Regions from separate parts of the Homo sapiens genome. Here region 1 is linked to region 2. Evidence: chromatin loops called from intact Hi-C (ENCODE). Cell type or tissue: mammary epithelial cell. All regions are shown on one strand. Each heading gives the region's core, and the rest is flanking DNA. Links, peaks and the distances in the headings are about the cores only.

Evidence for each region. A loop is a pair of places that touch in the nucleus more often than their neighbours do. Peaks named below come from ENCODE experiments on the same cell type or tissue, not always from the same donor. Only the 100,000 strongest peaks of a DNase experiment are listed, where the experiment ranks them.
Region 1: it touches region 2 in a loop (2.1-fold over the local background); 3 of 110 quality-filtered maps call a loop at or near these places.

What each region holds. Positions count from the first base shown.
Region 1 is chr9:14,230,366-14,245,615 of GRCh38, forward strand. All of the region lies in intron 2 of NFIB (nuclear factor I B), which reads right to left. Among named protein-coding and RNA genes, the nearest start is that of NFIB, 76 kb to the right of the region's middle. RefSeq lists an enhancer at 7,799-8,560. In mammary epithelial cell, for the core only: no CTCF peak of the experiment used is centred there; DNase peaks (open chromatin) are centred at 7,866 and 8,346; H3K27ac peaks cover 3,034 bases.
Region 2 is chr9:14,339,797-14,355,046 of GRCh38, forward strand. The region is part of intron 1 of NFIB-AS1 (NFIB antisense RNA 1); the gene reads left to right. It also overlaps a transcript of NFIB not described here. Among named protein-coding and RNA genes, the nearest start is that of NFIB-AS1, 30 kb to the left of the region's middle. RefSeq lists an enhancer at 9,006-9,505. In mammary epithelial cell, for the core only: a CTCF peak has its summit at 8,337; DNase peaks (open chromatin) are centred at 7,845, 8,255 and 8,795; H3K4me3 peaks cover 3,989 bases; H3K27ac peaks cover 2,410 bases; H3K27me3 peaks cover 236 bases.

The DNA.
Region 1 (15,250 bases), core at 5,761-10,760, 110 kb before region 2:
TATTTGTTTAACAGAGTGAATAAAATGCTATGAAGAAACTTAGAGAGCAACAGAAATGCAAAATAAAGGGCGCTAACAGAATGGAATGTCAAGGAAGACTTCTTTGTTGAAGGCTTCTCCTAGAATGTAAGTCCCATGAGAGCAGAGATATAGTCTATATCCAAATGAACCCTGAATTTCAAGAACCCAGAATAATTTCAGGCACATAGTACGCACTTAACTAAAAATACATGAAAGAGAAAAGGAAGATTAGCTTAAGCTTAGACTTAAAGGGTGAATAAAAATTAGCTGGAGGAAATGGGATTAATAGAAGTGAAGGCATTTAGGTAGAAAAAAGTAGCACTTTTTGACAAATTTAAAGAGGAAGCAGGTTGTACAGACGATGAGGCAGAAGTTCCAGAGAGAAAAGTGAGAAACAAGTTTGGAAAGGTGGGTAAAATCCAGATCAAACTGGGCCTTTCACAATGTGCAAAGAATTGGAGACATTTTTCCTGAGACTGACTAGCCTACTGCCCTGGAAAGCCCAGCTTGGATTGAACTTTCCACAATCATCCCTCAGAACAGTTCTGAGGCAGTGGCATGTGGATTCTGGTGGCGAAAGGCAAAGGGGGAGCGGAGAAATGGAGTTCGCAAGATGAGTAACTGAGGATCCCAAGCTGTAGTGGCAGAGCTGCCACTCTGTCACTAGAACAAACCACTAAGAAATAAATACAACAGGGATATCTGAGTCCTTGGCCTACAGTTTTTCCATGGGGAAAAAAAAAAAAAAAATATATATATATATATATATATATATATATATTCGTTGAGACATTTGTTTGTAAGTTCAGATTGCTATCTAAGCATGCTGGGAGAATTCACTGGGAGAAAGCCCTGAAAAGAAAAACTATTTGCTCCTGAATTTATCTGTATGAGCAAGTATGTGTGAGAGAGACAGAGAGAGGGAGAGAGACAAGGAAAGGCAGAGAGAGGGAGAGAGAGGCAGTCCTGTCAGAGGGCTGACTGTAAAAGAATGGAGGATTACACACTTCACTGTTCAAGGGTGACAGAGGGAAAACGAGGCTGGCACCAAGCAGGAAGCCCAATCCTGCCTGAATAAAACACTGCACATTTATGCAATCCCGGGTACCAGATCTTTTATCACAAACTATTTTGATTGCATAGAAAGAAAAGTGCTAAGTAAAAATTATTTACTCCAGGTCTATTATGAAAAGAACAGATTAACTCCCTAACAGTTCGTTCTTTTTGAAGGTATATTTTCTACCTTGCTGGTATGATTTATATTAATGAGAGGTTTAAAACAGGTTTTAACTTAAGAATGATTGCTGATGGTGAAGTGCAGTAATTATACACCTTATGACAGGACACGTGAATGGCTCCTACAAGAGAACTGCATAACATGTCAAGCTAATCCTCCTTGCATAAAAAGAGAGAATACTTTGCAAGCTGGCCGATTTTAAGCTCCAGTTAACAAAAACCCTTTTTGTTGGAGTCTAAAACAAGAATGGGTTAACAAAAGCAAGGAGGAAAAAAATCTCATTTTTCCCCTTCTTCACAAAATATACTATTACAGGACTTAAAGGTTTTGAAAGGCCACAGTGTGGCTGAAAGACTTGGGAAAGAAACAAGGTCTTCGCCAACAACACCACACTCAAAAGATCCTAAGGTAAATCGCAGTCTCTTATCAGTATGGAACAGTATGATTTTACTCTAGTTTTTTGTTGTTGTTCTGTTTTTGATTTTTAATGAGTTAAAGGTGTAGCGAGGGAAGGAGCGACACCATGGCTAGGTAAGAATGAAATGGGTTCATGGATGTTAGGAAGAAAAAAACGTATGCCATGGTGGGCAAGTCAATAGTGTTTGTGCCTTTTCTGCATGGCTGCTTTTTCTCATACAAGAGCCACTTCTGGACAATAATGAGACCCCGTAAAGCATCTGCTTAGGGATTACGACCCCGTCACACTGGGAATGTTCAGTTAACACAGAGCAGCCATGGGCTTAACTCCGTGTGTGCCTGTCTTCCTGCTGCAAAACGCACCAAATGCACAGTGGTCCTGGATTCTTCTAAATCATTTGCCACCAGGAAAGAAGATACTCAGCTACTGACACACCACCTACCTGCTCAAGGAAAGCAAAAATTAAATAAACAAAAGCCATCAGATTTACTTCACATCATGGAACTTGTTAAGACAAGGGAGACAGGAAGACTAAAGGTTGCCAGGTGTGAGAAACGAAGTCTGGAAGTCCATTTTAAAGTATTAGAGGGCTAAGGATCAGCGTCAGTGTTAAATTCTTTTCTAAGAATTCTTTTCACCTTGGAAACTTTCAAATGAGAAATTTAAGGAGCAGAATCCTTATATTTTTCTATGACTCTTAAGTGATTTACAGAATCCTAAAGTGTAGCAAGTTCTTATAATGAGTTGAACTATTTAACTTATTTTATTTAAATGTTTATTTCAATTGTTTTGCCTATGTACTATAGTCTGTAACTATCCTAGTCTATAATCAAAGAAATCAGGAGTGCCCACCACCTATTTGCAGAGGTCTCTAAAGCAGAGTCCACAGTGGCCAGGGCCCATCTAGCAAACTGGCATGCTCAGTGGGACAGGTCAAGAGGGCGGGTCTGCCTCTGGCTTCCTCCTTCTTCTAACACATGCTGCACTTGCTCTTGATAGGATAGAGCAAAAAGTCACCACTTTTTAAGAAAACCAAGGCAAAGAACAGAAAGTTTAACTCGTGGTACCTCCTAAACAATTGATGTCATTACTGCTCTTCAAAAGATCTCTTACAGACATGTAGTTTAGCCATAAAGATAGTACGTTGTGTTGAAAATGCAAAATCACACAAATATTGCCTTAAATATTTTATTTCCAAATGTAAGTAATAGTTAAACTATTTATATCCCTTCATGAGAAACTGGAAGCTGAAATTTTCAGATGTGAAGGAATTTCTCAGAAAGTGATCCTAAAAATTTTCAGGAAAAACATCTAACAATTTAACCATAAAGAGCTTTGGTGAAGTCTGACACCCAGTATTTAGCTCTTTTGCTATTATTCTTTTTTTTTTTTTTTTTTTTTTTTAAGATGGAGTCTCACTCTGTCGCCCAGGCTGGAGTATAGTGGTGCGATCTCGGCTCACTGCAACCTCCACCTCCCAGGTTCAAGCAAATTCTCTTGCCTCAGCCTCTCAAGTAGCTGGGATTACAGGCCCAGGCCACCACGCCCAGCTAATTTTTGTATTTTGTAGTAGAGACCGGGTTTTGCCATGTTGGCCAGGCTGGTCTCAAACTCCTGACCTCAGGTGATCCACTCGCCTCAGCCTCCCAAAGTGCTGGGATTACAGGCGTGAACCACTGGGCCCAGACTTGTTTTGCTATTATTCTTTAATAACTGTTTGCAAACTACAAATATTGAAAGGTGAGCATATGTACAAAGACAAAATTAACTAGTAGTCTGAGCTGAAATATTGTAGCTTAATTCTAGTCTATCAATTTTGATCTGAAATAATAACTCTGAGGGCAGTTTTGTCACCATCAGCACTCATTCCAATATTCAAAAGGAAAATTTTTGTTTAATTTATATAACATCTTACTTATAGATGCTTTACTTATAGAAAGCACCTATCAATTATAATTAGCAAAACAGGAGTCAAGGGCATTGTTTTATTGTGTTACATGTCAAGGAAAGGAGACTTAGAGCTAACTTCTGTGACTCTTGGAAAATCCAGGATTGAAGCCTGCAGTCCTGTGACTTATTGAACAGTCAAACCTAGGAGAAATTATCCTAAGGTAAAATGTCAGAGGATTACTCTCTAGATTGGATGGCAGAGAGAGATTAGCATTCTCAGCATCAAAAACCAGATCACAAACCCATCTGCAACAGAAGTACATGCAATAAAAGTACTAGAACAAAAATCACCACATTTAAGAGAGAAGCTACCTCATGGTGTAGTAGGATAAGAAGGAATGAGATTGATAAGAGGAGGCATGTAGGTATATTATCATTACTCTTTTTTTTTTTTTCTTAATGGAGTCTTGCTCTGTTGCCCAGGCTTGAGTGCAGTGGCGGGATCTCGGCTCACTGCAACCTCCACCTTCCGCGTTCAAGCAACTCTCCTTCCTTAGCCTCCTGAGTAGCTGGGATTACAGGCACGCACCACCACGCCCAGCTAATTTTTGTATTTTTAGTAGAGACAGGGTTTCACCATATTGACCAGGCTGGTCTCAAACTCTTGACCTCTGCCCACCTCGGCCTCCCAAAGTGCTGTGATTACAGGTGTGAGCCACTGCACTTGGTCTACTCTTTTTTTTAACATTTTGTTAGTTATGCTTTGTAAAACTAGCATATTTTTAATTTAATTTACATCAATTTAACTAAAATTTTATTAAACATTCTTAAACTTGGTGGTGCTGGCATTTGTTCGTTGAAATTTTTTTTTTGGTTTTTTTTTTGGGTATGTTTTAACTATTTCAACATACGTTTTTAAAAACCAGATCCAAGAGGATCAGAATAACAATAGTGAGGTGAAATCACTGGATCAACCAGGGGACAAAAAAAAATAGCTTCACATATGCTCATTTGGTCTTTTTGAACAAATGTTGAATAACCAAATCTTTTAGACTTTTAAATCATTCATTATTCTTGCAGTTCAAATGTGGCAATCTTAACTATTTAGGGTTTCACAACTGGTAGGTACTTAATAAGTATATGCCTATAGAGGATAATGATAACTTTACTCAAATGGGACATTACAGAAAATGTTATACGATTGAAAACAAAATAAAGAATAAACACCAAGCTCAGAAAAAAAGACTTCACACTAATTCACTCCATCTCATTCCTTTAAAATTCAGGCTTAAAAATTTTTTGATAAAGGCGATCTGATGTTCAAAGGACATCATTTAAAACTTGGGAGGCAAACTGATAGAGGAGAATGCCTTTTGTGTTTAGGAACTCCCAGTATTGCCAGCCCCGACCTTGTTCCTCACCAGCTGTAAAAGCCTGTGTGAGACCTTAGTGCTGAAGGCCTCAGCTTCCTTATCTGTAAATGATTAGAATAGATAATAAAGGCAACAACCAAGTTTATACAGTTTGCCTGACAACTTTGACATATACTATCTCACCCTAAAAGATCCCTTTGGGTTTTCATGGGCTATCATCTTGGTTTTATACACAACTCTTATTTGGTTATATGTCACTTACCTAAGTCCAAGAATTACGAAGCACAGTTGTTCAGTTAATTTATTTCTTATTTTTAAAAAAAGCACTGTTGTACTGCTGTAGATAGAACAACTCTAATCTTCACGTACTGCTGAATTACAATTAGGTGCTAAATCACCTTCAAAGAATGAACAACCTTTTGTTTTGAGGCTCGTCCAGAAGCATCACTAGGACCTGATATGTACAAGAAAGAAAAAAATAGTAACCTGGGCAGTAAGAGTTTTGTCAGAAGGAATGCTTGTCCTTATCAGAAACACCACTTATCCCCAAGGCTTGAACTTTAACTATGAAACTTTACCCACTGGGTTTTTAACACAATTACTACTGCAAGCTCACCATTATGTATTTAAACTCACAATAAAGAATCAATGCCTGATATTGCATTATTTCCTAAAAGCAGATTTTGATGGAAGACAAGAGGCTGGGCTCCAGTATCAAGAGTGTACAGGATATTTTTTAAAGACATATTTAAATAATAGCATTGATCATAACACAATAATCACTATACCCTCATCTTCCATTCCTACAACAAAGCCCCTTAACAAAGACATGTGTACGCATTATAGCTACCAGTTTTATATGGAACTGCCCACTAATAGCTAAATTGGCATCTTTATGAATTTAAGGTTCTCTATAATGTTGATTATGGCTACTGCTTTTGACTGTATTTTTCAAAACTGACCACAAAATAGAAGCTTCTAACTTCTCTCTGCCCTTGTGTTTGCAATCTCCAGAGAAAGCACTCCTTAATTTCATCATAGTGGTCAGTAATCTTTAGTGATTGAGACAGAAATTAAAATTGATTATTTGAATTCTGACAAGCTGCTTATGTTTGTAATTACCATAAAACTCTACCACAAATGCCCTAGAGTCCACGGGTGTGAGTGAGGGGTTGATAGGAAATGATCCATTTTCATGTATCTAGATTTAGGACGATGCATGTGGAATTGTAGAGCCACTTAAGATCACACTCATCCGTGCTGGACTAACTGAAGAGGGAAGTCACTATCCTCTCTTAATAGACCAGACAGTCCTCACGTCATTGCTACAATTAAATTCCAGAGAATTTTTTGGATTCTATTTAATGAATAAGGATATATTTTTCATGTGGTGTCATTGTTTCACTACTTCCCATGTTTATTTGGACAGATTCATAGCACTGGGTAGGAAATGTATTGGTTGGCAACTTCAGTTTTGGAAGAGAAAGTAAACACATGCTGATTAGCAAACAGTAAACTCTACTGTGTTTAATTTTGGCTTCTCTTTAAAAAAAAAAAAATAAAAACACAAAAAAGCCACTATTTGGTGTTGTGTTCCAAGTAGGAGCATTTGTCCCTAAGTTCTTTCCTAACCCCTTACTGGAGGGCTTCCAGAATTGCTCTCATTTTTTTTTCTTCTTCCCCTAACACCAGTGGCAAACGCCAACATTATTTAAGAAAATACTTGTGCATATGGTATCCTCCTAGCACAGATTTGCCATCCAGTTGAACAGTAGGGCCACTAACCCACACAAACTAAACTGCAAAATTATGAACTGCATAAACATAAACAATTGAATTTAGCCCTAATAAATTCAAGGTAAAATCACACTTCTGAAATTCCTAAAAGGCTACGTCACTGAAAACTATCAGGTCTGAGAACTGAAGGTGGTAAATATGACAATCTAAAACTTCCAATGCTCTCTTTAGAGCCAATTTCTTTCATCTATCTCATCCTATTGATTTACTGTGACTCCCCAAATTATTCTCCAAGCTTTAGCCATTCTTAGCCCTCTTCTCATCCATCTTCAGAAGATCATCAAAATCCCTAACACCCAAAAAGTGCCGAAGGCCAGCACACACAGGGAAAAGCTTGGCCACCTAAGATATACCATTGCCCACTGAGCACAAAAGCTCTTCATTATGTCTATGTACCTTCTCATTAAACAGAGCTGGTGTCTGATCTTTTCACTGCTCATGATTACTACTCATTATTAATCAGACTTCCCAACATGCTTCCAAGGTATGCAAAATCTCGTCCCCACATACCAGATGGGAAAGCTGAGGCATCCAAAAGTTAAATAACTCCCAAATAGCCCAATATAAGAGGTCAGCAACATCTCTTGCCGATCTACATTGTTTCTTATTCAATAAACATTTATTATTGATCTACCAAGCTCCTCACCCTGCTAGGTATAACAGTGTGTGTGTGTGTGTGTGTGTGTGTGTGTGTGTGTGTGTGTGTGTGTGTGTAAGCTCCTCACCCTGCTAGGTATAACAGTGTGTGTGTGTGTGTGTGTGTGTGTGTGTGTGTGTGTGTGTGTGTGTATTCTACCATATTCTGGGTTCTGGGCAAAACAGCAGATTATCAAAGTCCTAACCCACATGAGGCTTACGGTCTAGGAGGGGTAAGAAACAGTAAACCAAGAAACAAATGAATATGAAATATGTGAGGTAGCTATGGGGCAAAGAGTACAGCAGGGTAAGGAGAAAAAGACCTGGGAAGAAGAGAGTGGTAGCTGGAGTGGTAGGAGATTTTGGGGGCACATGTAATTTAAGTCTTCCTCTGAATGAGGTAAGGGAGCAAGCCCTACCTACGATCATCTGAGAAAAAAACGGTTCCCAGCAGAAAGGACAGACAGAGCAAAGTGCCTGAGGCTCAGCTGTACTGGAGGGATGGTAGTATTGCTGCTACTGAAAGGGCAGGCAGAGTGACTCACTGGGGAGAGGGAGGCAAGGGTCAGATCACACAGCACCTGGAAGTCACCACTAAAAGTAGGGGCTACAAATATAAATGAGACTACTCAAGAGAGACAGTCTTGTGAAGAGTTTAATACGTAAGGTTACATTAAAAATTCACTGCATTAAAAGCAGTTGATGCTTTCCCTACCATCACATAAAAAGTATATGTGCACAAACAGACAGAAGGGTGCATGCGCTGAATTTTATATAGTCTAGGAAACATTTTCACATTGGTTGTTTCAGTCAAATACAAAGAAGTTACAGAACAGCATCGAGTACCTAAGAGAGACCAAAAGCATTTCCTTCTGTAAAGCCCTGCAGCTGAGGGCTTACATCCGCCTGGTCCAATCAGTTCATTTCCAAACAAAGGTAGGAAATGGCTGCATCCTAGTATTTCATTGTGGACTCATGACTCAGTGCTTTGGAACTTGGTATCTTTGGGAGTGAGTGTCTATTCTCCACGTCTCTTGCCACAGGGGGAAAAAGGTACAGATAAACAGTAACACAATTTCACCCAACCGAGATATAAATCTGTGGGCTTCTCCACCCTTCTCAAAAATAAATGAATGAATGAAGGAAATTCAGTTCCTGCTTTTTTTTCTTCCCTTCTCTGTTTTGTTTCCTAATTCCCAGGACTCCCTGGTGTCTCCTAAACAGCATAAGGTCAACTGATGGTGAAAGTACATCACATGATAATTATTCAAAAGCTGTTATGTTATACAATATAGTTTATAATAGGAAAAGGAGTTACATTTGATTCTGCAAGAGCAGTCGGTAATATGCCCATTACATAGGGATTCTAAGAAACTAAAATTAAGAAATTTGTCCTAAAGAACAAATTGATTCTCCTCCATCATTTAACCAAAAAGGTTTGTAGTATTTTGTATTCACAATGTTACACAGGAGAACAGTAACTTAACTTTGAAAACTGTTTTCACACAATGGTCACAAAGAAAATAACACATAAATCCCATTAGGTCTTTTTGTAAAAAGCTTCCATAATTTCCAAATCCACGGTGTAGAGAGGAAAAGAGGAAAATGGCATGTGTATATGTTCTAAGACTATTACTTCAAATGAATAAGGTTTAGAGGTATACTTAACATACAAACTGTTTCCTTCAGGAAAAAGTGCAGGAACTCCTGGATAGACACAATACTCATTTCTGATGAAAGTTACAGAAGAAACTACCAGTTGTGTATGATCTAATACTACAAGTCACTTATTATCTATGAAGGAAAACAGAAAGAGAAAAGATAAGAAAACAACATTTAAATAAGAATGAGAAAGGAATCTCTGTTCTAACTTAAAGATACATAAACATATAAATCCAAATATGAGCCAAATTATTTTATAATGATATCCATGTGATCAATGAGGCATAACCACAAGAACCTTACACGATTATAATGAGAGAAGCTTCGAAACAGGAAATTTCTATCTACAAAAAGTACAAATTATTTTCAGAATATTGGAGGAATCTGGGGTTTTCTACCCAGCAGAATAAATTATGAAAACAGTGAAAGATACCCTCCAGAGGGAGAGAGTGCAAGAGTTTATATGTTAAAGAGAACATTACATTTCACTTTTCCAATGTAGAAACAAACTGAAGAAAATTTAGAGGGGATGGTGAGGATGAAGAGAAATAAAATCATAAAAAGGAATGAGTAAAAAATGTAATAAAAGAAGAGGAATATGGTTTCCACTTATATTAGTTTTGTCCTTCCATTAAAAATTATACCTTAAAGTCCATTACTCTTGACTATATTGCCAATTTCTCAAATAATACACTGGTCAAGTTCCAAAATTTCATTAAATATATAAATTGCATACATAAAAGTTCCTGTGTAGCCTATGGAAACATTTTAAATTTTCTTCAGCAAAATTGGGCCTAAAGTTTGGAAAAATTCCTAGAGAGTGAAATTAATCTCTCTGTCCCCATCTCTCCCTCTCTCCCTCTCTCTTTCTCTCCCTCTCTCTCAATAGATAATATTACCCTACTATATATCCTGCCATATATCTTTATACTCCAATTTCCTACCTAGTCCCCTATTCAGACATGCATAATGCTTCCATTTTGAAGCATATGGCTGGGGAGCCAAAAGAATTTAAATTGCCTTCAAAATGTGCATCGCATTATAAATGGTGTGAAAAAAGATCTTACTATTCAGCTCTCAACTTGGAGCATAAAGCAAAGAAGAAGCAACACAAGACTGCTTCAAACTTTATCCAAAAACTCAACAGCTTCACTTGTTTATAGAGGTACAAAAAGTATGCGACACAGTTTATAAAACAAGAACGATGTACTGTATGCAAAAGTAAAGTTAAAAGCAAAGTATAGTAACAGCCCTATCTCGTTACAAACACTTGGCAGCATGTCTAAAGTACCATGGTCAAAAACATGATACCGTCTGCGTTGTACTTCTGCCAGAAAGCACTCCCTAAGTCCAAGTCTCTTTAGCCATCATCACCACCTCATTTGGCAAACTCTCCCAAGCCTCAGTTCATCTACTCAAAATTACTCCACAGAAAGCAGACAAACTCTCTAGCTTTGTAGGCTGCAAGTATCACAATGAAGTAGCATTGGCAAGTGACAGCGTAAGATGGAGCTCTGAGGTTAGAAAGCCAGGACCAACTAAACTGTATCCTCAAAGCTTATTTGCATATCAAGTTGAGCAGGGCTGTCTTCATTTTGGTAATTCAGGGTTTCTTCTCTACTCTCACAGTAATTCCAATGGGTCTTTCTGAATCAGCCGCAGCTGAGAAAGAAAGCACATGGCAAGAATACACTCAGGCACCGAATACCTTTTAGGCAAATGAGGGGCAAATGTATTCGGCAATTACCTGCCATTTAACCATTTCTGGCCAGGTCTTTTGAATAATTCCAGAACCTCAAAAACTGCCTCAATAGTTATGTATGCATAACGGACCAGGCCATTACCAAGGCTAAGTAAATACAAGAATATGCATCAAGGTTTAGGTAATAAGTAGATAAATAGACTATATCAGTATCAACATCCATATCTACCTGTGGCATTTATAACTAAAAAAACAGCAGTTCATAATACATAAGTATAAATGTGGCAGTGAAAAGATGACTGATAGGACAGAAGTAGCTGCATGAATTATTAATTTTCCTAGGGCACGTAAGAATTGGCTTCCAAATTTTTCTTTAATCGACTTTCTCCAAAGTAGCATATTACATAATTCAAAAAAAAACAGATATTGTCATCTTAAGTTTACAGCTTGCCATATTTCCTAGAAAATAAACAATAATTAACAACATATCTCATAGTTGTTCCCTCCCCACCTTTCTTCAAGAAACTTTACACTCTGAAATGTAGATACATAAGCTACTTTTGGATCAGGGCCCACAACCATATGCTTCCAAAGGAATAATATGTACAGGTTAGTCTGGTGTGTACCAGATGTTAAAAAAAAGCAAATTCAAAAACAGAAATATCAGTATTCAATGCAGAAATATATTTTAAATTAAATCCCATTCTTCCTCTCCTTATAGACACAGAATCAAAGAAAGCCAATTGTATGTCTAATTTTTTAACCTTTTTCCTGAACAAAAATCCCAATTTGACTCATGACTCTAGATTCTTTATATACATAAGATCACAAGACAAGAAATGGTCATTTATAAATTATCCTGTCTCAGAGTGAGCCTCCTACCATATGCTGATATTCAACCAGAAGAATTTGTTTGAAAAGGCAAAAAAAATTCCAGAAGTTAAGCCTATAAGGCAAACCAGCCAGCAAAAGGCGACAGAGTCCACATGTCTATCAGATATTTAATATGTTAAACCTCAATTACCAAAAGTTTTAAGATTCTCTGTAAACATAACTAGTGAGTCTTTATTTTTCAGATGATTCTGAATGCAAAATGAGCACATTATCTGCACATTGAAAGAATTTATGTGTTTTTTCCCACATATGGAAATATGCATGAGTATTAAAAAACAAATTACAAATATCCACTCTCTAGAAGTTTGAAAAGTCTAAAGTTTGGGCTGTATTTGCTTTTTCCATTGCAAACCTACAAGGATTCCTTCAGACTTACAAAAGTTATTGCAAGAAGTCCTGCAGGAAGAAACAGATTGGGGATTTAGATCACCCATGCCTAACTTTTTCAGGGCATCATGATCTCTCCCCTTGTTCTATACATCAGAGATGTCACTGAAGTGAAAGCCAAGTTTTACTTTAGAATTTAATAAAAATTGATTAAGCATCACAGAGCACAAACAAAGCTGCTCCATAAATCTTTCAGGCCTTTTTGTGCTAGGAAGAAAGCAAGCACTGTCTGCTGAAGCAGATGACAGATGCTGGCTTAAAGATAAGTATTATTTATACTTCTGTACCAGATTTCTTCTTATGCATATCTTATCATGCATGGGTATATGATCAACAAAGCAATTATTTTATATCAGTCAAAGACATTCAAATGTACCCTGGCTCCATAGGAATGCTTTAAAGAGTTCAGGTCTAGGGTTCAATTAAACCAAGATGGAGAGAAAAGAAAGTTTGGAAAGAAAAACAAATATTGAAATGGTTGTGATTTGAAATGTACTTTCACACACAGGCTAATGAATATATATGTACTGAAAATAACTTTGTTCTGAACATATGCCTATGCATTTTAAATAAATGATGCATGTTTGAAAGATAAGAGGGTTTACCAAATCTAAACACATCAAGATATATCTATATTAAACTGCATTTATTTGTACAGTATGTCGGTAAGGAAACAGCCCCCTGAAAGAAATCCAATAGTTATGTAAAGAGATAGCTGATTTAACCAAGTTTGAGAACATTTTAGTCATCAAGACTAGAGTTTAAAAATTTAAATGACATTCCTTCCCTCCCTCCTTAGAAAGACAGAATATATGAAAACCAATCACTTAATGAAAATTCCCAGAGGTTTCTTTATTGTTTTACTTCTAGCATATGAAGTGGAAAAAAGATAACTAATTATTTGAAAGAGAAGAAAAAGCAACTTATATTACCTTCTCAAAAAATATATAATATTCTGCATCATAAGGCATTTGAAGGTGGAGAAGCTGGCATGTGATTCCAAAACAAATCTGGATAAGTAAGAGAAATAAATCAGGTGGGCTGTCTTGACCATTTTCTTCTACCCCGATTCCTAAGTCCCTTGAGAATCTAGAAGAGGAGCAGGTTTGGGGGTGGAATTGTTTTGTTTTATTGTGTTTCATGAGGGAAGACAAACTGGAAATAAATGAGTTTTCAAGTCCAGCCAGAAAGTCAACCTATGGTTAGATTTACCTAATTGGGTATTTTTTAAAAAAAAAGTACAAAAACAAAAACCTGTGCTCATCCATTTTTTTATGGTATCTTATTGTATTTCATTTTTTTCTCAGCATTTTTCTTCGTAAAAGTTCGTCCTAAGAAATCCCAACCTCGTCTCAGATAGCCTAAAAGGCAGAAATGTTCATCCACTCAAAGACCAGGAAACCCTAAGCTGCATGACATCATGTGGGAGTAAAATGACTGAGTGAGCTCAAGCCAGGATCCTTGCTGCTGGAGGGTTTCCTGCACAAGGGCTAGCTGAAGCCACAGATATGGCTGCAACTGCATTAAAATGACATTGGTAGCAGAATTAAACTGTCTGGTTTCATGGAAATTACCGTATACTGTAGTTATCACGTGAGAATTAGCAATGCACTAAAATAGGACACACAAATCAGTACTATTATGTGGTAATACTAATCTATCATACGCAATAATTTTTCTTTCCTGAATTATATATGAAAACACATCCATAAGGGTGTAGCAATTATGAGCAAATATTTTCAAGAATGGCTATTGTGTATGTCTCTTTTAAGCATGCAACTCCACATAGAAGCACTAAACAAAGTAAGTGCTTAAAGATATTCAGGATTCTCTTTCCTATTTAAATAATCCTCTCTATTATATAAAAATTCAGTTTGTACAACATAAGCATAAGAAATTTGTAGAGGAAATGATAGGTCAGAATGGTTTTTAAATGACCTTATAGTAGAAAACAAAGTTAAAATATATACCATATACCAGTGCAGTCAGATATATTGGAGTCACTAATACATTCTGAATCTGCTGATTAAATGAGAGACATTCAAAATGAATGAAACTTACCCACATACTTTCTCATCCATGTAAGCAGGAAAGAATTACATTTCTTCTGAGCTAATGGGAATGAGTATAGTAAGCTTTACCGATAACTTTAATCTCCACAATCTCCATAGACAGATCCCCACCAAAAAATAAAATAACTGCTTAGTAACTTTGCAGCATATCAAAGTTCACAAACCATGCCCAGTTCCAATACTTATTAGCCGTTGGCCTTAGACAAATTACTGACCTCTCTGAATTTGAATTTGTATATCTATTTAAACAAAGATAATAGGCTCAAAGTTTGAAACAAATGGGATATGTAGAAAAAACATTGAGCAAAATGCCTGGAACACAATAAGTACTAAAAAAATAGTAAATACTATTATTGTTGTTCTTGCTACTGTTATTATTATTACACAGTACTTTCATGATAAAAGTCTCTGGCCATACATCAGCCTAGATTAGTGCAGCATGTGCCTAATTTCTCATCTCTGATTCCATGACATTGGGGTGTCCGGATTCTCCTCCTACTTATCTGACTTCTCACTATCATTCTCCTGTATTAACTCCAATTCTTCTAAAAGTCAGCATTCCCCTGGTTCTCTTTATCACCCTCTGCAACCTCAATCAAACTTTGGCTTCAAAGGTTTGGGATAACAACAGCTAAATTCAGACCTGTATTTTCATTTGCCTGTCAGACATCAACACTTGGGTCATGCCTACCCAACCTAGAAGAAAAAAACTGAACAACTCACCTCCAAACTCAGTGGTTCTTCCACTGCCTCTGTTAAGGAAACTAACATTTACCCAGGTGACGAAATTAGAAACATCACAGTCACACCCAACTCCTTCTCCCTACATCCATAATAATATGCCTCCTTCTTTCTATTCCTACCAGTACAAGCTTTCCTATGTCCTTCTTGCTGCTCTCCTGACTTTCACAGAAGTCTTAGCTTGGTTATGTTCAACAAACAAGAACACCTAAGATATGCCAAGCACCATATACTCTGAATGCAAACCAGGACAGAACAAAACAAAACAGAAAAAAAAAACCAACGGCAACAAAAAAAATGCAACCCTTTTGCTCTCAAGGTTCTTCAAGTAGTGGGAGAGATACGTAAACACATGATTATACTATAATGTCATACAAGCAATAATAAGTACACATGGCCGGGCTCAGTGGCTCACGACTG
Region 2 (15,250 bases), core at 6,328-11,327:
GGGAGCCCAGGATTATTTAAAAATTAACACCCTGATACTTGGGGTTTTGGAAAGGGATTTGGTAAAACATCAGAAAGACAGTCGTCAGTGGCATGCAGGAGTAAGTGAGCCAGCCTCCCAAAGTATTTGGTAATTGCCTGGCTAAGCTTATGGGTTTCTAAGAATTTAGGAATGCACCGTAAGGCTGGAGTATATAGAGTTTTCAGTCCAGCCACTTCTTCTTACAGATGACCAGACTGAGGCCCAAAGAGGTCAAGTGAGTTGTCCAAAGTTCACCTTTCTAGTTAGTGACAGAACCTGAATTGTAAAGTGGGGCTCTAACTTTCAGTCCTGTGCTGTTTGTAAGAACTTAGAAGCACTCAATCTTGCTTCTAGAGGTTCTGATCTGCGCATTAGCATTTTCCTACCACATTTTAACTTAAGGAGCCCAGTGCCTACCGACTTCATCTTTGTGTCTTCAGCAAACTGTCTCCAATAATAGGAGTTCATTGCATACTTAGTAAAAGAATGGGCGTTCTTCACCAAGAGGCACTATTCTCTTAAACTATAAATTAGAGTTCTCAACCCTAGCTAAACATTAGAATCGCCCAGGGGAACTTGTAAAAAAGAATACCGATGCCCACACCACACTCGTAGCAATTCTAATTTAATTGGATTGAGGAGAAGCCCAGGCACTGGTAACTTTTTAAAGCTCCCCAGATGATTCTAATGTGCAGTGGGGTTGGGAGCCAACTCAGAGGATAAAATGTTTTTCCAAAGACTCCTAAACTGAGAAGTTTCTTGTTCTATAGAAGGGGTTCATACAGAATGGCTGTAACTTAGCAAGTAGAAGCAAACTTTTCTCTCGAACAGGAAACTGGCTGCTCTTCAAACCTTTTCGTTGTGCAGAATGTGAATTACATTGCCAGCTCAGAATGATGTGGTTTGGAATCTATTAATCTGGTGGTGGTATTTATGCCTGGCATTTTTTCCAAACTTAACTTTTGCTCTGTAGGCAGTTGTGCCAACTTAAGAGTAGGGCTACCTCTCAGGTGGTCCGGAAATGAGTTACTGACTTAGTATAAAAACTGGCCTACTAGAAGTAAAGTCATGGAAAGAACAGAGGACTGACCAGTGTCGGGGTTGGGTGGGAGCGGGTGGGCGGTGGCGGTAGTGGTTCTTATTTATACGTTAATACTCGTTGTACCCATTGCAGTAACAAATACCTGTCTGCCATTGGTATGCCAATGAAGCCTTAGTAGATGAGGAATGTAGGTCAAAGACAAGATAAAGAAACACAGTCTCCAGCTTCTTCCTGGACAAGAGCCCAAGAAGAATGCAAGACAGGGCTTTGGAAGGCTTCAGAATCTGCTAGTCTTCTGGCATCACACGTTGTGGTCTTTTCCATTTGAGGGAAACATCCCTAAATGACTAAGTGCTCACCAGCACTCACAGCTGTCAGAACTGGGGAATTTAGAGTACCCGTGCTTGGTTGTGCAGGTTGTGGACTGCCCATGGGTACCTGGTGCGTGGGAGTTGAAATCTGCAATGAGAAGGGGTGCTTCCAGGAAGGATGGACAGCTCTCTTTGTAGTTTACAGAAAGGAGCCACATGGAAACTGGAATGCCCAAGGAGGGAGAAAGATGAAACAGGTTTCCACATCTATGTCATAAGTAGCAGAGGCCCTCAATGAAAACAGGTAGGTAGTAAGACAAGCAAAGAGAAGGATCAGAAGTGCTGGGAAGGGACTGTGAGGGACTGGCCACCTCCCCAGCACAGACTCCAGTGTCAGTGCCGCTCACTGGTTGCCAAGGCTCCGATAAAACAGGAAAATAGGACAGGAAGCCAGTGAAATGTGGAAATGGGGTATCTGTAGAATAGACAATAAGACCCATGGAAAAAGGAAGTCTGAGGTGGGAACATTTTTTATGTGTTCACTCTCCCACCAATTGAAGCTGGGGGCTCATCCATGGCTCACGGGCTTGCCAGTTGCTGTTACAACCTGGTTCTGCTTCTGGGGAAGACAAAGAAAGAGAGGGAATCTCAGCAACAGTCGGGCTAGGACAGGCATCTCCATCAGTGAGTGCTTCCAGATGCACTGATGTCTCAGCCCAAAATCCCACTCAAGAAACATTGCTTAGCTAGAGAGTGACTCCTCGGGAGGAAAAAAAAAAAAAAAAATCAGTCATTTTGACAAGGTCAAAATACCAAGAAAACAGCATTCCCAATTGGGAAGTTGTGGGTCAGGACAATAGTTCATTGGAACATACTCTTTTCTGTTTCTCCCTTCTTAAGCTTTTTGGCCATGGGGCAATTTTTAATATGTCCCCGAGAGCAAAAGCTCTCTGGGCCTGTGAAAACGTATACATGGCTGGATTATGGGTAAGGGTCTCTCTCATTAACCATTTGAAAATAAAGAACCTAGATAAGGGGGTAGAATAATGGAGCCAAATAATCCCACCCAAGAACAAATTATTTCAGGCAGCATTTGGCTTAGAAAGAGTAGACTACTATAGGGTCTGCAGTGTTTCATTACTGGGACTCAAGGAGCAACAAAGTTTCCCTTAGGAACTGAAAACTGGGGCAAGTGGCATGAATTCCCTTTGCTTACACCTTTGGAAAGATCAGGGGAAAAGCCAGTGAAATGAGAAGGAAGGAAGGAAGGAAGGAAGACGGGAGGCAGGGAGGAGGGAAGGGAAGGAAAGAAGGAAGAAAGGAAAGAAGAGAAAAAAGAAATAGGGAGGAAGAAAGAAAAAGAGGGAAGGAAGGCTCGTTTATTGAACCCAGGCTGCATGCCAGACATTACTTTTGGCTTTTTCATATATGCAATGCCACTTAGTTCTAAAGAGAACCCCAACTGTGAGGAAGGTGTAGCGGGCTACACATAGTCACCTAGCTAATAAGTGGCCAATTATATTCAAACCATGTGTGTCTGATTTTAAAACTCCTCCCTTCCTCTCTTGACAAGTTGTCACTACCAACTAAATATGCATCCATATACACATGTGTATATGCATGTGCATATGTGTGTTTTATAACATCGATGCTTCTTCATACTGCCCTTATCACCAAGCAACCAAACAATGAGGGTACATTTCCTATTTCTGTTTTTCATACTCTTCTCAGACTAAATGAGTTTTCTCCCTTCAGAGTTGCCCCTTATGTTGTTTTCATATGTTTTTGTCTGTATATTATTAAAGAAAGGAGGGAAAGAAAAGGGGGTGAGGCCAACGGAAATAATTTGTCCTGTTTCTGTTGCCTAGTGAGCATGGCCGGGGGGGTAGGGGAGTGGGTGGCGAGGGGATGCCACCATTTTGCCAACCCTGTACCACCTGACTGTGGGAATTCTCAGATCTGCTTTAGATAAACAGTTTAGTCCTGTTTTTCCCACAATCTTCTGACAGTTGAAATTTCCCCTGTTACTGTAAGTCAACCATCCTTGGAGAAGTTTCGTTTCAAGTAACCATGCTATACTTCTCTTGAAGGGGAATTGAAGACCTCTACCCCGGTGCCAGAGAACCCCCTACTTTCTCATTTTTCTCTAAGAGGAGGTGGAAATGGGCTGGGGCGGGGGAGAGTGCTTATGACTGAGGCTGCAGCTGCCCTCCCTATTGGATACTCAGCCTCACCCTTGCAGCCCAGTAGAGAGACGTGGCCAGGTTTTCCCTGTAGCAGACACAGATGCTTCAGAAGGAGTTGCTATTACAAAGGGTTTATTAAAAAAAAGTGTGAAAGGGATGTGGCTGTTGGCAGGGATGCTGGTTCCATGCTACAGCCTCTGCTGGCTGCAGTCTGGATTCTTGCCTTTCCTCCCTTCCCACTTTACAAAGGTTTAGGTTCACTTTATAAAGAAAAGCAATCCCCAGGCAAAAGTGTGTACAGTATTTTATTAAAGTTTGGTGGAGAAGGGAAAAGGAAGAAAAAGGCTGGATTGGGAGACAGGGAGGAGGGGGCTGGCCACAAGAGAGAGGGAGTGAGAGAAAGAGGGCAGGCATGCATGAGAGTCCCAAGCAGTGCCAAGAAGCAGAGAAAGGGCTGCTTGGGGACAAGGGGGGGTCGGGGGGGGAAGTGTGCCAGAAACCTTATAGAAAGAGAGCAAAGAACTGAACATGAAGAATGGTTAAAAACTGAAGTGCAAATGGACTTCAGCATCTTCCTGGCAGAGAGTGCTGCAAACAAAATACAAAATAGGCCACCGTGACAACTGGAAGAAACAGAAGTTTTGAGGAGGCAGTTAGGAGATGCTACAGAAATGGCCTAGCAAATAAGTAAATAAATGCCAGAGTATGCTAATATGCTGAGGACCTTTAAAGAGAGGGAGAGAGAGAGAGAAAGAGAGAGAGAGAGAGAGAGAGAGAGAAACACTAAGGTGCCTGAGACAGAGCGACATCAAGTGAAAGCAAAAACAACAGAGACAGACACACACATACATAGCCAGACCCCAAGAGAGGCACACACAGAGAGAGTCACACAGAGAGAAAGACAGAAAGGGCCGAGAGAGGGGGGTGATGGGGGTGCGAGAGTGGGGTGAGAGAGAAAGTCTCCAGCCAAATGCGGGAGACTTGGCAGGTCGACAGGAGCAGCCGGGCCAGGCAGTAACTGCACTTGCTGTGTCTAGTCTATTGTTGTCTCAGAAGGGGGGGGTAGAGGGAGTTGTTTGTTTGTTTTGTTGTTTGGCCTCTTTGTCTCTTTTGTTCCAAGCAGTTAGTTTGCTTCTTTCCCAGACACTGGGCTGATGGAAGAGCTTTATGGATTTTTTCTTAAAGGGACAGAATAAGCTAGTTCACCAGTATTATCGATTTCTCAGTCCTAACCAGTTCTACCTAAATGACTGGGTTTTTTTAATAGAAGGATCCTATTAATAATTGAGAGTCAGTGTTTATACTGTTTTGTGTGTGATTAACAAGAATAAACGGGTCGATTTCATCCTCCCCACTGAACCTCCTCCTACAGGGTTGCCAAGACTGCAGGGTAAAGAAAGGAAAGACAAAAAGGAGAAAAAAAATCCGTAACTACAAACAAAAGCAAATGAAGGGCATACATACTAAAAGAACTACCAACATACATTGCTACTTTCAAAAAAGAACAACATAGCCATCAAGATTAGAAATACAATCTTGAGGGTTTAAATAACCAGCAGAAGAGGGGCTTTGAAGGAAGAGGGGTGGTTGGGGCATTCTTCCCACACCCCTACAGCCTAGGCACTGCAGCTTCCACCTTCGGCCCTTCCCAGCATCCATCCTAGAGAATAAAAAGCCCAGCTCCAGGGGTTCTGGGAGTCCGTCTTGGGCCACTCTCCTGAGCTCGGCCTCCCTGGGGGAACTGGCCATTAACACACTTTCGCGGCGGAAGTGAGCGTGTTGAAGGGTACAGTCACTAAATTGAAAGGAGAGCTGCTTTTTATTCATTTGAGTAGAGGTAAGAGAAAGGGGCATCTCCAAAGCCTTTAACTTTTTGTTCCCACGGAGACTCCTAGCTTCCTCCTGTCCCAATAATTTAAATAGGTTCTAGTGCAAAGGAGGTAGCTTCTGTGGGAAATGAAATTTTAAAACATCCCCAAATTCATCTACCCTCGATTTTCAATTCCTCTCTAACCTTGCCCTAGAACACAGCCAGCTCTTTTTCTTAATCCCATCTTTCTCCATTCTTGCCTTAAAATCTCCCAGTGAAATCTAGGGTACCGGAGCTTAAAAATAAATAAATGCAATCAAAGGGTCTGAGGCTATGCGAAAGGTGCAGAGGAGTGGAGTAGGGAAAGGGAAGCAGGGGTTCCTTTGTGAACGGGATCCTTTATCTTCGAAGCAAACGCAAATCAGAGCCGTGCTTCTGCGCTCCGAAGTGCGGCTGCCACATTTGGAGAGAGCGGGCAGCGGCTAGCTCTGCGGGTTTGGGGGTGCTTCTCCTCTGCCCCATCTCCGTGGAGTTTGGTACTTAAAAGCCCAGTGTGTCAACCGCTCAGACTTGAAGGTGGTTAGGTAAAGAGTTAAGAAGCGAGGCGGCTTACACCCATAACTTTATCCTCCCCCTCACCTGTATTTTTCTCCCCTCACACCCCTCCCTCTTCAAACGGCCTTTCAAAGATGACTTAGGGGTTCCACGAATGTCGCTGCACGGTTTTGCTTCTCCTCGGGTGCCATTTCGAGGAGCCTAGAAACTTCCTGCCTTTCTGGTTGACCCTCCGCAGGGCTTTCTCTGACACCGCCATGGTGGCAACATGGGCCAAGTGGTACAGGGACCAGCCTAGCGGGTGGGAGGCCTCGCCTGTGGGCTGAGGAGGCACGACCCTGATCCCCGGCGCGCACAGTAGAAGCGGGACCTGTGCTAAGCCACGGGAAGGGGGGCGCGCCGCGGGCGCGGGGGGCGCGTGGGGCACGTGTTCACCCCAGCACTGGAAAGAGACTTGCGGTGGGCGCCGGAGTCAAGTCTCCTGATGTTCATGCGGAGGGGAGAGGATTTGTAGCCATCTTTGCTCTGGGTGGAGATTTCATATCCGCAGTCACACGAGGTAACCGACACCCCCCCCCCGTAACCTGAGCTAAAGGTAAAGGTGATCCTGAAACCGCTTGCCCCTGGGAACGTCGCTCCGGACGGGCGTCATCTGCCACGTGTGATAGGAGCCGTCTGGCCAAGTGGAAAAATCTAGGCTAAGCGCAGAGCACAACCCTGGCAGGGTCAAGTCCGATTTCAAGCCCAACCCGATGGGATTCAGAAAAGCCCGCCCAGCGTCCCCAGGCCCAGCAGTCCACGCCACACCGTCGGCGACGGATTTCGTTTCTATTCCCCGCACGCGCCCCAGCAACGCAGAAGGAGATCCAGTTTCGCCACAACGTTCCCGTTGGCTTGCTGGTTTGAAAGTTGAAGCCCCGGGGTAGTAAATTTGGCTACAAAATCTCAAATCTCGTTAATCCTAGACAAAATAAAAACATAATAGGCCACAAATTAACTAGCTTGGGGCGGTTTCTGTGATGGTCACCTGGCGGTGCGCAAGGAGTTATAGAACCTTGAGGGGGGGATCTTTTCTATCTCTAATTACCTGTATGTGTAAAGAACTCAAGAAGACGTCAGAACAGGGTCTCCTATCAACTGCTACCTATTGCTGTCTCGCAAACATCCCCCTAAACCCGCTGCATCGACAGCTTCGGGTGAGGGTGGGGTAAGAGGCACTTACTGTGAGGCCGAGCTCCCGCACGAATTAGCCTCACAACAGGACCTAGGTCTCCTAGGGAGACGAAACTAGGCCAGCGAAATCGCGGCCAGGGAGCCCCTGGCCCCCACTCGGGAGACAACCCGCCCGGCGCGAAGGGTGCGTCTCCTGAGCTCCACGCCGGGAGCTGGAAGGCAGGCAGACGCGCGAGGCTTGGGAAGGGTGGGATCTTAAAAAAAAAAAAAAAATCTTAAAAAAGAGAAATAAATTTGAACAAAACTAAACTACAAGCCCGCAGTTCCCCGCCGAAAGCGAGGTGGGGGAGGAGGGGGCGGGAACGGTCGAGGCACTGAGAGTGGGGGATGAGAAACGAACTCCGTCCCCTGCACAGTCAGTGCCTTCGGGGGCTCCACCACCGCGCGCTCCCACCCTCAAGGTTTGGACTCCTAGGGGAGGGAGAGGACGGGAGGGAGAGGAGGATAGGTGGAGGGGGAAGAGGGACTCCTTTTCTCCTCCTGCCAGCGCCAGCTGGGGCAAACTTGAGCTGGCAAAGCGCGAGAAAACTTTTCTTTGGAAAGTTTAGGTAGCGCAGTTAGTGGCGGAGGCTCAGGGCAAGCTAACAGTGCTGGGGCGGGTGTGGAGGGAGTGAGCTGGGTGCGATTGGGAGAGGGGAGAAGGGAGAAGGGAAGGAGTGGCCAGCTCCCTAGGCGGTTGAAGATCCAAGTCTCTTCGGTCAGGTCCGCCCAAGGTCCCAGAGGCACTGGGGGGTCGGGTGACTGTGCGGAGTGTAAAAGACATTTCCTTAGGAAACAGACAAGGCAGGGCCAGGAGTTCCGCGGTTTTTTTTCCGTGCAGAAATCACTACCCGGCGACGGCTCAGGGCGGTAGAGGGCAAGTCTTATCTGCCAAGGCGGGATTAGATTCTCTCGCCGAGGGTCCCAGTATCCCGCCGCCCAGCAAGGGCCGAGCGCGCGCGCGCGCCAGGGAGCTTTGGAGCGACGCGCGTAGTTTCGCGTCGCACGCGGTGTCTGGTCTCCGCGCACCACGTGCGCTCGCGGTCCTTGGCGGGGACGTTGGTGCTAGCGATCCGACAGAGCACCCAGGACTAGGTTTTTGTGATGCCCTAACCTGGGCATTTATGCTGGGGGCGGAACGAAGTCGCCCAACCCAAGTTCTCCCTGCACCCTGGGAAGGAAATGTGGTGCGCCCTCTGGGGCGTGAGGCCGCCGCGGCCCATTCTACACACCTACTGGCATTCCGCTTTTCCTTACTGTGCGCCAGGGGAAGGCATAATTCAATTATATCATACAACTGCAGCGCACCCTTTTCCTTTTTTGCTTTGAGGGGAATTTTCCAATTCCCAAATAAATACCTATGGCTCTAAAGCCGAGTTGGGTTCTGTAGTAACTACCGGGGGTGAAAAAAAAAAAAGACCCCAAATTGGCTGTGAGTTTACAGCCTGAAGCAGCTTATTTAGGCTCGCTGAGCGCCGTTCCAAACGGCAGGGCTCACGCTATTTCGGGAGAAGTTGGAGGGTGGAGAGAAAACAAGGTTATTTAAAGTGACTCCCAGAACGCAGCTTTCGTTCCTAGACTCTTTAGGTGTCAGTGCTTCGGCTCCAGTTTAGCACGGCACAGGCGGCCCAGCCTTTGATATTTAAGCCAGGCCAGCGCCCGGGTGAAACTACCTGTTGGGGGATTCTGCCGCCTGGAACCCTTCTTCTTCTGCGCAATACTGGCAGCAGTGGGATGGCTCTGGGGGTGCCACGCGAAGAGAGAGGGCGGAAGAGCCGGGAGCAGCGGACAGTCAGCTGCATGTGGCAGTGCCTAGCGAGCTGCTCCCGCGCCTCTGCTCGCTCTTTGAAAACTGGAAACAGCCCCCTGTGCTCTGTGCTGGGCCCCTGGCTGCGGAGATGGGCCCAAACTCGGCACGATTCTCTAAGTTCGGAAACCACGAAGCTTGCGCCTTCATGCGTGTCTAACATTAAAAACAAAAAAACCTCCTGGCGGCTTCCTGGGCTCCCGCCCCCACCTTGCGCTCCAACACCCGGCACTTTTCCCTGTACCGAAATTCACTTTACTACTTCTTGAAATTCGGAAAACTCCACCGACGCTTGGACTCGCTGCAACCCAGGGGCTGCCTAAAGCTCTCGCACGAGTTGCTTGAGGGAAATCACTCTCTGCTCTTGCGAGCAAACAGATCTCTGTATTTTTAAACAATCTAACTGAATGGGGGAGCGAAGCTAGCGAGGACAATTTGAGCAGTCTTTGTAGCCTGTTGGGAGAATTTTTGGAAGCTAGCGGGGTGGGGGTTTGGTCTCGCATGCGAACCTGTGGGAAGGACAGTTCAGGCTGGGCCCTGGGGCTGGAAGTCTCATTTGAGGAGCACACGGTCCCGAGAATGGCACGTATTTAACAACCTTCTTTAGGGCAAACTCTGCAACGGAGCCCGCCCGACATTAAATTTAGGGGGTGTGGAAGCGTAGACTGGGTTCAACCGGGAAATTTTCCCCGAGACGCCAAAGGCATTCCGCGTTATGTTTCCCATGCGGGTTTCTGCTTTTTGATAGCGAACCCCACTCCGTTTTGGGAGCAGCGAAATTTTGGAGAGCCCCAAAGCAGGGCTCGTTTGGGGTCCAAAGGGAAGAAAAGACTTGATCTGTGGCTGGGGAACAGCGGCACTTTATTTCCTGGGGCATGCACTTACATTCCCTACGGCCACAAAGCACCCAGCTGAAAACGAAATGTGGGCAAATATTAGGTAACTACGGAGAAGGAGGGAAGTTAGCCTCATCTTGTTTAGGATACTCGCTTTAACAGCGAGGACTGATGGGCTATGCGGAAAAAAGAATTTATTAGTGACAATTTCTTGCATAGGGATGAGAGTTGAGACTTCGAGCTAAAAGACGGCTCAGAACGCTTCCCGCGCGGCAGTCCCCCGCCTCCCTTAAAAAAAGTCATCCTGTCAATATTGGCTCTTAAGTCACACCCCCATTACCGGTCCACAGTGGCATTTCCCTTCCCCGTGTGCCCCTTTCTATACCCACTCATCTGGGCTTTGGATTGCCCATGATCTCTCCCTGCCTGGAAAAACTCGTGCAAACTTGCCCTTCACCAGGCACGCACGCACGGGTGGGCTTTCCCCAGGAGGGTCGTTTGGCGGCCCCGGGGACCCTCCTGGGCCTGGGAAACCCGGAGTATTTTCCAGCGCTCAGCCTCGGTGCCTCTGTATTATTTCGGTTCAGTCCCAGGGGCCCCGACCCAAGGATAATAAACAATGCCGCTTATTAGAGATACAAACGGGCACAGAAAAGAACCACACGGAAAAGCAAAGCACAGAGGCATTTTAACAAGTGGTTAGGCATTCAGGGCAGCCTGCGAAAGTGACGCAAAATTAAAAACGAAGGGCGTTTCTCTAAGAAAAAAACAGACTTTCACAGAATGCAGATTTTGTTAAAACATGATGGTTGGAACTACGTTTAGTTTGGTTTTGCCTCTGGAGATCAGTCGGAGTTGTTGCTACCTGCCCTTGCCTCGCTGCAAATCGCCACCCCCGCTGCCCCCAATTCCTATAGGGCGAAAGACCTGGGTGGGGTGGGGGGGGAAGTTGGGGGTCTTCTAGCTGTTGGCATGCTCTGATACCGTTATTCCAGATCTCTCAAGAATTGAAAACACGACCTCCTCTTTAGGGAGGGACAACAGGGGCTTTAGGGGGAGATGTATAATATCAGGCGCTGCCAGATGATTCAGAGATACAAAAAAAATTCCTCTTTCTTTTTAAAATGTAAATGCAGATACCTTATGGGCGCTGATCGTGAGAGTGGGGGCTAGGGATTCCTCCCTGGGTGCGGGTGTAACCAATTTCTGGTCTGCCGATGGCCTTGGGAAAGGGCCTCCCATCTGCTTCCAACAACCCCCTTACAATGTCAGAAAATCTTCCTGCCTGCAAATATTGGCACAAAGCTGTTTCGACAGGCGGTGCTGCTTTAAATAGGAAGGAGACCGCGGGGCAAAAGAAAGTCGCGACCTTTCTACCCACTAGACTACCTGCCTCCTATCCCCCAAAGGCCAAGCTTTGGCAAAGGAGACTCGGAGGGAAATCTCCCGTTCTGAGTGGCGTAGGAAATGAATCAGCTGTGTGTTCCAGGAACAAATCTTTAGTTGGTTTTCAGGAGTTGGAGTGCATAAAAAATAGGTATCCCCAGACTAGCTGCTAAGCAGGGAGAGGATCATGTTTGGGCATCTGCACCTCCTATGGTCCAGTCTCCCCACTTTTTTTGGTTGTTGTTAAGATAAAGTTTATGCTGGAAGAAACTTCAGAGGTGCTTTAGCCCAATTCTCTTGGGCAGTGGGTTCCTTCTGACTTTGCCGAAAGTAATTTGTCCAAAGGGCAGCTCTGCTCCTGGATCTGCCTAGGGAGGCCTGGTCTCAACAGCGCCAGCCCTGTGCCCCATACAGAACTCTCATCCTAGGGAGCTGGGCTAGGGCTGGCTGTGTCCGGGCCAGGGATGCCTGGACCTTGAATCACACCCCTTCTGCCTACCAAGGGCATCTCCCCTGTCAGGAAATGATCGTGGTGCCAACTGCACTCAAGGAACACCTCAAACCTTCTTTTCTCACCTCCCATCCTACGCTGATGGCCCTATACTGTTCACACATTGTTTCCTGATTTAATTTCTGTACTTGCTTTAGAACTTATTCAGCTATCTCCAGCCCTTTCTGTCTATCCTAGATGACAACTTCTCCTAGAAAGAGTTTCTGTCTGATGAACTCAAACTTAAGAAGCCTCCCTTGCAAAGACTGTGACTGAATTTTAGAAGGTATCTCAGGCATTTTGGGTGGTGAGCATGTTGTCCTGTCCTTCTCACCATTTTTCAAATCAAGTGGCTTGTGTCTCATTGCTTTACAGATAAAGAAACTGAGGCACAGATTCCTTCCTATGCAGGCCTTTGAAAAGCAGCTACTATGTTTACATAGATTCCAAGGGACTTGACTTACTAAAAGGCATACATGGATCTGAGAGCAGAGTGTGCCACAGACCCCGGGTCTCTTGATTTGAGGTCCCATTTGCCCACAGTTCTGACGGAAGTATATAGCTAACAATAAACTACTGTTGAGTGAGCATCAACTGTGCACCAGACCACGTACCATGCCAGATATGTTACATAAGTCATCTTTGCAGCAACGCTAAAGAGCATCATTAACCCCAATAAAATTTTAAAAATAAAATCATAAAAGGAACACATGCGTAAATCCAGATACTTCAAATAATAGAAAACAGCATAAAATGAAAGTAAAAGTCTCCTACCCTGCTCCGTCTCCTGGAATTACACTGATTTTTTCATTTTTTTTTGGTGATGTATTTGTATATATAATAGATGTTATCATTATTTTATGAGTGTGGAGTTGGGAGGCTCACCACCAAGATAACAAACCATGGCTACCTGTCTCCGGGCTCAGCACTTCCCGGTACTCTACATTAGCTAAGATGAACGTGGAAATAAAGAAGTGAGCGAGGCCACAGGTAAAAAGAAGAGTCGGGTCAGAATTGACATCACCGCTTCTTTTGCACTGTTCCTCCTGCCCCTGCCTGGCTCCTGAGACCACAGGCTCCCTCAGTGTATGTAATCTGATGATCTTCTATGGTGGCTGCATTTCTTCCAGGCCTTGGTGCAATTGGACAAGCAAGTGTTTCCATGCTCTGTCACCCGGGCCCTCAGTGCTGTTTCTACGCTGTACTAGGTCTGGTCCTGAGGCAAGCCTCTAAGCTTTAGATTTCACTGCTTATCTCTCAGCGTTGTTGAGAGGCTCCAATAACAGACAGGGAAAGGACTGTGTAAACTTGGAATCTCTCTATGTAAACATACAGCTGCTTTTCAAAGGCCTGCATAGGAAGGACCCTGTAGCCTTTCCCTCTGGAACAGAGGAGTTTCAGGAGTCTTTGTGAAAGAGTACGTTTTTGACATCTGAGGGTTTGCATTGTGTCCGTTTGTGTCTATAGGGGCAGGGTTAGGAGTATGTCTTAAAGTAGAAGAGGATGCTCATTTATTACTGAATCTTTGGAATCAGGAGACTTTGGCAAGGGTCAAGTGGATTTCTTTCTGCTGGAGGGCACACAGAGGCAAGCTGGTGGGGTTACAAGGAGGCAGTTATCCTGCTTGGGGTGCACCATGGGTTGGTGAGAATGGCAGAGGTATGGTGAAGGTGCTGCAGCCTGTCCCTTTGGGTAGGTAGCTACTACCAAAGGCTGTCCTTAGACTGTAGGGGCAGACAGAGGGTGGTGAGGGATAGGTCCAGGCCGCGTGAGCTTCCCAGACATGTTATTTAATTTGTGATTGTTTTTGTGCGTGGAAAGGGGAGGGATATTAGAGGATAGATGTGACAGTTCTTCTGGGAAGCTGGTCCTGTTCTATAGGGTTCTTCATTCAGGAAGAATAGCCAAAAACATCCTGAGTTCAGAGGCCTGCAAGTGAGAACAAATGGTGGACCACTGCTAGGGTGTCCTTGGCAGAGCGGGGGAGCTCCTGGAGAGGGGTCTCTGAACTGCTGCATCCCTGCACCCTGAGAATCTGAGCATGAGGAGGAAGCAGAAAATGGCTTTAAGGCGAATGAAGGGGGCTGGGGAGTGGGCTGGTTCCAATGAGAGAAACTGAAAGGAGGGAAGTCAGATTTTTCTTGACGGCCCAGTCTGGCTTCATTCTTCAATACCTGTCAGGACAAAGGCTGCTGCGCCCCCTGGTGTCCGACTGGCCGCCGATGCCTGCGAGCTGACGTGGAGACCCGCAGGCGGTGAGACCCGGGGACCAGCTGGAGGAGTCCACGGGTCAGATGCCTTTTCTTCCATTTGCTAAGGGAGTTGAAGTTGAAATAGCCGTTGCTTTGTCCGTTCTAGAGTCCAAATAGAGACTCTAGTGGAGAGCGAGAGGGGTTTTGTCTTTTTTTTTTTTTTTTTTTGCATGCAATTGAGGCTGACAGGACAATGCCTGTTTAGAAGTAGCCTGGTGCAGTGGAAAGTACGCTCATCTGAAAGAAAAGACCTGCATTTTAGGTGGAGAGCTGATCTGGGGCAAATCACTTAAAATGTTCCAACCTCCCCTTCCTTCTCTAAAAACCAAAGGGGTTACAGTAAGATGTCTGTAAGGTGTTGTCTGAACTCTAATGTTGATTGGGATTGATTAAATCACTAATACACCGCACCCTATTTTCTCAGAGCCTTGCAAATTTGACATTATTTTTTCAATCTACAGGCAGGTGCAAATGTTATGTTTCAGCATCATGAGTTCCCTAATTGTGAGCAAAGATTTTAGTGTCTCCTTTCCTTTTAAAAATAAAAAAATAGCTCTTTTGAGCACAGAACCTCCCTCACCACCACCTTTTGTGGAGCCTCCTGCAAGAAAGCTGCAGAGTGAACAGGGCTTCAGTCTCTGCTCTGTTTCTTTTAAAAATAAAGTACTAAAGTATTGTGCTGGAAATTCTGCTACTAAGTGTTACATGTGGTAGGTGTGAATATATGCTTCAATAGTTCCAGGCACAAGACCAAAATCTTCCCCAGAATTAGCAGAGTTTTCAGCTATAATCTGGCTAACATTTTTCTACAAATAGGTACAAAGACCAATTTGAGAGTACGGTCTCTCTAAGGGGCTACATGGTTGGGTTTCCATTGAAATTTAGGGCCATCCCTTGTACAGTCAGGTGAATTTTTAAGTGGGATCAGCCCTGGGGAATAATTATGTAGTCGCTGAGGGTTTTTCTCTCCTAAAATCTCCAAATCTAGTTTCTGAGGTGAGCAGTCAGTTATACCTCATGGCAATTTTTTCCTTCAGCATTGCATTTAAATGGTTATCTCTATGTAATGGGTACTCTGTGTGTGTGTGTGTGTGTGTGTGTGTGTGTGTGTGTAGAAATGGATTGTCCCGTGAAGGATCACTTGAACAGCAACCTTAGCTTTACAGATGTGAAGGGAGTGTGTAGCCCTTGTCCTGTTGTGAACACTGTCACTATTCCTTGTGCGGCAGGGGAGGAGCAGGTCTCTCTAAATGAGAGAAGCGAACCAGAGGAAGAACAGCAGCACAAATGAGATGACCTATAGCAACCGACCCCTGCTTCAGGGATGGGGAGATGCTGTGTG